2 separate regions of the Homo sapiens genome follow, and region 2 is linked to region 1. The links are chromatin contacts, found by Hi-C or POLR2A ChIA-PET in ENCODE. All regions are on one chromosome and are shown on one strand. Each heading gives the region's core, a stretch centred on a gene start or an enhancer-like site at or near the end of the contact. The rest is flanking DNA. Distances are from core to core; before and after follow the strand shown. Region 1 holds the start of RFNG (RFNG O-fucosylpeptide 3-beta-N-acetylglucosaminyltransferase). Region 2 overlaps CCDC57 (coiled-coil domain containing 57).

Evidence for each region. Hi-C counts contacts between places; a loop is a spot of excess contacts on that map. ChIA-PET counts read pairs that join two places held with the same protein, here RNA polymerase II (POLR2A). Pooled maps may share reads with other maps.
Region 2: a loop to region 1 is called in a map of CD8-positive, alpha-beta T cell, with 15 times the contacts of the local background. The contact joins the enhancer-like site here to the promoter of RFNG in region 1. A Hi-C loop is called at or near these places in 1 of 168 maps with a recorded cell type or tissue (CD8-positive, alpha-beta T cell), 3 of 37 single-sample maps with no recorded cell type and 11 of 50 pooled maps. POLR2A ChIA-PET finds 5 or more read pairs at or near these places in 6 of 52 experiments (BJ, GM12878, H1 and 3 more).

The regions. Positions count from the first base shown.
Region 1 is chr17:82,050,382-82,053,741 of GRCh38, forward strand. It overlaps RFNG (RFNG O-fucosylpeptide 3-beta-N-acetylglucosaminyltransferase), which reads right to left and starts at 1,430. Exons shown (of 8, transcript NM_002917.2): 1 at 1,119-1,430; 2 at 913-961; 3 at 281-383; 4 at 21-174. The coding sequence starts at 1,385. It overlaps GPS1 (G protein pathway suppressor 1), which reads left to right and starts at 1,517. Exons shown (of 13, transcript NM_001321092.3): 1 at 1,517-1,583; 2 at 2,893-2,985. The coding sequence starts at 1,551. RefSeq lists silencers at 965-1,114, 1,385-1,634, 1,695-1,824 and an enhancer at 1,075-1,744.
Region 2 is chr17:82,151,678-82,154,641 of GRCh38, forward strand. CCDC57 (coiled-coil domain containing 57) reads right to left here. Exons shown (of 19, transcript NM_001394669.1): 15 at 1-96. Among named protein-coding and RNA genes, the nearest start is that of FASN, 55 kb to the left of the region's middle. Within about 2 kb of position 1,359, at least 6 of the 41 ENCODE cell types and tissues checked have a DNase peak (open chromatin) inside an H3K27ac peak, as active enhancers do.

The sequences.
Region 1 (3,360 bases), core at 180-2,679:
GCGTCTGCTCCGACACTCACAGTTCTGCCACCCTGGACCCTCTCGGTGGCCTCAATGGGGTGGTCCAGGCTGGGCCGCCCCAGGTAGACGTCCTGGCTGGGTGAGAAGCTGGAGAGCAGGTGCAGGAGGCTCCTGGCGTTCACATAATTGTCATCATCCACGTGGCAAAACCACCTGTGGGCGAGGGGAGTCCTGGGCACGAGGGCCTGGCATGGCTGGACAGGAGGCCCCCACCCAGCTTGGCTCTGAGCTCTCTGCGGGTCGGGTCAGCGCCGCGTACTTGCGCCCGGACTCAATGAACTTGTCATACTCCACGGACATCTTGCAGCAGAGGGCCTGACGAGTGCGCACCGCCGAGCAGTTGGTGTTGATGACACGGTCGCCTGCGAATCAGAGACGGGAAGCACGCACGTAGAGGATGGCACTGGGGTTGGGGTAAGGCCTGTGCCCCACCTGCCCCCAAGGGCCAGGGCACAACGTGGCTGTCTGACATGCCTGGACACCTTGCCTGGGTCCAACCACAGCCCTAGCCCTCACGCGCTGACCCTGCTGGTGCCACCGAGGCTGAAGCAGGCGGCCATCGGTTGGGATCTCTTGAGTGGAAACAGGACGGAGGCAGCTCGCCCTGACCTGGCCTGGAAGGGCGGATTCCCTGCTGGCGCTTCTTCAGGGGACGTGGCACTAGCCCCACGCCCCGGGAAGCGGCTAGTGTGAGAGGCTGGTGGGGAGCAGAGCTTGGCTGGCAGGGTGGGCCCTCCGCAGGCCGCGTGACCTGGGCAGCGTCGGGGCCTCCCCGGGCCTCGGGAGCCTGGGCAGAGAAAGGCACCCACAGCAGCGAAGGGGCCGTGGCTTCGGAGCGAGAAAGGCTCGGGGGGCAGATCCCGCGGGCGCCGGGGAGTGGGGGACACTCACCGCCCTGGAGCTCGAGCTCAGGGTCGTCCCCGTCGGTGAAGATAAACGTCTGGGGGAGAAACAATCTATGAGGCTTCTGGGGCGCTGCCCAGGCCGGAGACCGACCCGCCCCGCGCGGAGCCTCCGGGGGCCTGGGCCGGGCCTAGACCCTGGGAGGCGGGGCGGGTGGGCGTGGGGCTCGCCGTCGGGGTCGGGGTCCGGCGCACCTGCTGGCGGGCCCGGGAGATCCAGGTGCGCAGCAGCAGCCGCAGGCGCGGCCCGTGGTTCTTCCGGGTGGTCTTGACGGCGATGAAGACGTCGTCAGGCCGCAGGCTGGGGGCAGCGGGCCGGGACGGGGGCGCGCGCGGGGCCGGGGCGGGGGTCCGGGCCGGGGCGGGCGCGCGGGGCAGCGGCAGCGGCAGTAACAGCAGCGCGGCCAGGGCCGCGGCCAGCGCGAGGCAGGCCCGGCACAGCGCCCCACGCGCGCGGCTCATGCGGCCGCCGGGACCCCCGGCGCTGCGAGCGGAGAACCTGGCCGGAGCCGTGGGTGGGCGGCGGCCCCTTTAAGAACGCAGCGGCCCCGCCCCGCCCCGCGCCCCGGAAGCGACGGCTTCGCTGCCCCGGAAGTGGACGGCACGCCGCGGCGGGGTGGGTGCAAGATGCCGCTGCCGGTTCAGGTGTTTAACTTGCAGGTAACGAGCCGAGGCCGCCCCGGGCCTCCGCGCCCCCGCGCCCCCCGCCACTGGGGCCGGGCTGAGGTCGAGCAGGGGCGCGGGGCCTGCGCCAGGAGTCGGTCGGGCACGCTCCGTGCCGGGCCTCCGCGGGCAGCGCGCGTCGGGGGCTGCAGGGCCGAGGGCGCGTCTCCGCCGTGGCTGCGCGCTGCGATCGGGGGCCGCCGGGCCGCGCCCGCCCCGCCTCCCCTCCCAGCAGCTCACGGGAGAGGTTCCCGGCCGCCCCGACGCTAACGCTCTTTCTCCCTTCAGCAGCCAGCCAGCTCTGTGTCAGGGTCGGGGGGTGCAGAAAGTCAGGACAGAATGAGGGATAGCTCGGCCCCCAGCTCGGCCTCCTCGTCAGTGACAGATCTGTACTGCACCCCTCACAGCAGTAGGTCAGACCTCGTCCTGCCCGGCACGGCCGGGGACTTCAGCCTGAGCGCCAGCCTGTCGGCCTGTACGCTGCTCTACGAGGTACCTTCCAGGACAGGGACCCCCGAGCGAGGGAGGGGGGAGCAGGGCCCCGGCCGCCCCTGCTGTGGCTGGGCCCCTGCTGCTCTGCTGGCCGAGGACAGGGACTCAGTGCCAAGCGCAGGAGGGGAGGGAGCCCCGGTGGGCCCGGGGCCTGCGGAGGGAGCCGAGCTCTTGGTGCTTTTCCCGAAGGAGCGCGGGAGGCCCACGGGTCCGGCGAGTGCCCGGCATGGCGGCTTTTCCAGCCTGCTTTGTGTTAAGCCGAGGTCCTGGCTTCTCTGTGTCTCCCAGCTGGGGGCCATGAGGCTCCCTGAGATGACTCTTTTCCCCTTCTCCCAACTCCGTGGCGTGACTCTCAGCCCAGTATTGCTGCTCCGCTGCTCAGGACAGATTCCGGGGGCTGGTCCTCCTGCCTCCTGGGGTTGAGGTGGCGTCCCGTTCTTCTCCGTGGCTTGGAGGAAACTACATCAGGATGGTGGCTGGGAACGTGTAGGGGCCCTCAGAGGCCCCTGTGTAGTTGGTTGTCCCCTGTCTGCTTTCTGGCTTTCAGAGATGAGCGGCTAGAATCAGGCGAGGGGTTTCTGCTTCTGAGCCTTAGAGTCTTGTGAGGAGACCCCTCCCTGATGTGGTGGCACAGGAGCCTGGGTGGGGGCGGGGGTGACTGGGAGGGCACACCTGGGGGACAGCAGCGGCGGGAGTGTGGTCCGACTGGCCTGGAAGATCTTGGGCAGAGCTGACCTCAGAGAACAGTGCGGGTCTCTCGCCCTCCTGGGGCAGTCCCCAGGACGAGGTGCCAGGTGCCTGGCCCATGTTGCAGGGGGCCGTGGAGCCCATGCAGATCGACGTGGACCCCCAGGAAGACCCGCAGAATGCACCTGACGTCAACTACGTGGTGGAGAACCCCAGCCTGGTACGGAGCCCAGTGGGGGGACCTTGGGTGTCTCAGTCCTGCTGAGGGGTCCAGGGCACACTCCCCGCTGCAGCCTGCACAGCAGGTAGAATGATCCTCCTCAGTGATCGCTGTCGTCTTTTTCTGACCCCGAAACCATCAGCGTTTCTGATTGCGCACTCACATGAGGCTTGTAGCTCAGCTTCAGATGCTGCTCATGGAGAAGCCAGGGCAGGTCTCCTCCCCGCTCAGCCTAGCGACCAGCAGTCACTAGTGGGTGTCTATCCCCGAAAGCCCCCGGGTGCAGGGTCCCACTCCTGAGGCTCCTGCGCCAGGCCCACCCCAGCGGTCTTCGTAGCTCCTGGGACAGCAGTCAGTCTCGTACCCCCATGCCCG
Region 2 (2,964 bases), core at 109-2,608, 100 kb after region 1:
CATAGATAAGGTCTGGGGGGCACGTGCCACTGACCGGAGGTGCAGGAAAAGCTCCCCCTGGTCCTCGGCCTCCATAGGCCCTCTCTTGGTGAGGCCCTGTAACAAAACTCACAGGCAGACACCCCTGTGAGGCTGCCCTCATGGGAGGACGCCAGGGGTGCCCACCCAAGGAGCCTCTTCACCTGCTCTTCCAGGGTGGGCACTGCTGGCTGTCACTGGGTGACATCCTTCCAAAAGAAAGACAAAAAGAGTCGCTGCTCCCAGTGCTTCAGTGGGTTCCTTCTCTTCCACAAATAGAATAAAGGCCCACAGATCTCCCAGGCCAGGGTGGCCCCCAGATCTCCCAGGCCCTCACAGCCCTCCGCCTCCTCCCCGCCATCCCTGCCTTCTGGTCATCTATGCCTTTGTGTCTTTCAAGTGAACACAAGGAGAATCTGAGGACACCCAACCAGCACAGCAGCTCCCCAGGGAGAGCAGAGAGAAGGCTGTGGCCTCCAGCAGTGCCCAGGACCCAGGAAGGCGGCCCAGGGAGAGCAGAGAGAAGGCTGTGGCCTCTAGCAGTGCCCAGGACCCAGGAGGACAGCTCCCGCCAGCGTGGCTTGGCCCTCCTCCACTCCTTGGGGTCCCTCCTTTCTCTACCTGCCAGCTGGACACCCCACAACCACCCTGCAGGCCGGCTGTGGCTTCCCTCCTGAAGCAGGTGCAGGGGGAGCACAAAGGCAGTGGAGAGGGAGGAGGCCGACACAGGGGCAGGAGCTGGCTGGGCTCCCCCTTAGCACCCCAAGCCTGGGTCAACCCTAGATCTGAGCCCCTGGGAAGCACTGTGTTGTCCTCACTCAGCCCAACCTGGACTTGCAGCCCACATCATTCCAGTGCTACAGAGTGCAATCCCAACACAAAGGGATGCCTGGACCAAAAATGGGGGCACAGGAAAAAGCAGTAGTGTCCAGGCCCTGGCAAGACGGGAGCCGACGACCTACTTCTCCCGTGCCACTCCTGGCCCCTGTAAGGAGCCAGGCTGCACCTGGCCCTGGCCACATGAGCTCCGAGTTCCTGGAACAGGCCAGCACACCCTGTCCCCGCCAGCTTCCTGGTGTGCCTTTCCAGGGCTGGCAGGTGCTGCTGCCTTCCAGGTGCTGCTGTTCTTTGGATGGCCTGGGGTGCAGCCACTGTATGCAGTGCCTCCGGGCATGTGCCGCAGGTTCATGTGGGACGCTCGGGGGCCGCGGGGGATGACACATCGAAGGGGAGAGATGTCTGCTTTCCTCTTGGACAGAGAAAGTTCTATGGTGCCGCAGGCCCCAGCTGAGGACGGGTGCAGGGCAGCCCCCATGAAGGCTCGCCACAGGCCTGAGCCCGAGTCCAGACTCGCTTCCTCCAGTAAGCGGGCCTCATGCCTGCTCCGTGAGCACCCTTGGCAAGTGTGGTGCAGAGGCTCACTCACCACCCTGGGAGAATAGACAGGAATGGGCTCTTGGGTGTGGGAGAGGCCAAGGCAGAGGGAGAGGAAGGGAGGCCTGTGCTGGTAAAACAGATTGCAGATGGCCTGGGGCTGGGGGAGAGGGGCCAGGCAGGTGAGACTCGCAAGTCCGGTTCTAAAACCCTGGATCCTCTACAGGAACACACTGGGTTATTTTGTTATTTTAACTGAAGAAAGAACAATCCCGAAAACAGATTTTGCAAACCTCAAAACACTTAGAGATTTAAGAGAAAATTCCGTCTTCAAAAGCAGTCCCCTCTCCCTGCAAAGTTACACCAGGCCCTGCGGCTGGTGCCAGGCTTGAGGGGCACTGAGGGGCCTTCTTGCTGTTGACCCCACAGGCAAAGGAAGGAGGGCATGGATCACAGGGCCCATGTCCTAGTCACGTGATTCTGCACACAGTGACCTGGGGGGCAGGGAGTGAACGATTCTACTTCTCTCGGATTCAGTTTCTGGTAAAATGTTATTTGGTAAAAGTTTATTTTGATGATTCTCTAAAATCTTTCCACAAAATAAGATTTCTACAGCCTGAGACATATTCAGGAATGTCTTCACCACTGTGTGCTCCAAGGGCTGCCCACCCCCAGCAGGGCAGCAGCAGCTGTCCACCCATCTGCCCCCACGCCTAGGACTGCCCCAGCACCCCACAGGTGAGGAGGAGATGTCTCCAAGTATCTGGACGATTCGAAGAAAATTCGAAGGAAACTTTGGTCTGCTGAAATGTCTTCACGTCCTGAGGACATGTATGAGTGAGTGACACAGGGAAGTCCTTCTCAGAGGCTGAGGCCTGGGCCTGGTACAGTGGGTTCCATCAGGCTGGGCCGGCGCTCACCGCCCCACACAGCCACTCCAACGCCTCTCGGCAGAGCCAGCACCAACACCATGGCCAACACTGCCCCCCAGTGGACCCAGGGATGTAACACATCCCCCAACTCAGCCCTGGCGGCCAGTGACTGGGGGAAGTTTTGTATTTTAAGGGCTAGAGGCAGCTGATGTGGGTGGTGCAGTCAGGGAAGCCCAAAGCCAGGCTGTGCGGCTCAGCCCAGTGGGACCTGCCTGGGAGCAGAGTGCCCCACTGTTGTCCACAGGCTCTCCCTCTGCCATGGGAGAAGTGGGAACACGTGCCTCCGCACACACCTGGTCCCAGCTTTGCAGACCTGGCTCCTTGGCTAGGGCCGTGGAAGGGGACCAGCTTTCGTCAGGAGTGCTGTGGGACAGTCCCTGGACCCCTGTGCACTTCCTCACCCACCCTGCACTGGCTTCCTGCACTACAGGAGGTAGGCTGGAGACGCAGTGCCGCGTCACACCTCAGTACTTGGGTGGGTGTACACAATACGTGACCTGGTCCGTGGCCCGTGTGCAAATGTCACCAACCGTCCAGATAACGCCCTGACGCCATCTCTCCTGTGCAGGGTCCAGGGTCCCACGTGGCATTTCTACACTGTCTCTCCTGTGCAGGGTCCATGGTCCCACATGGTGTTTCT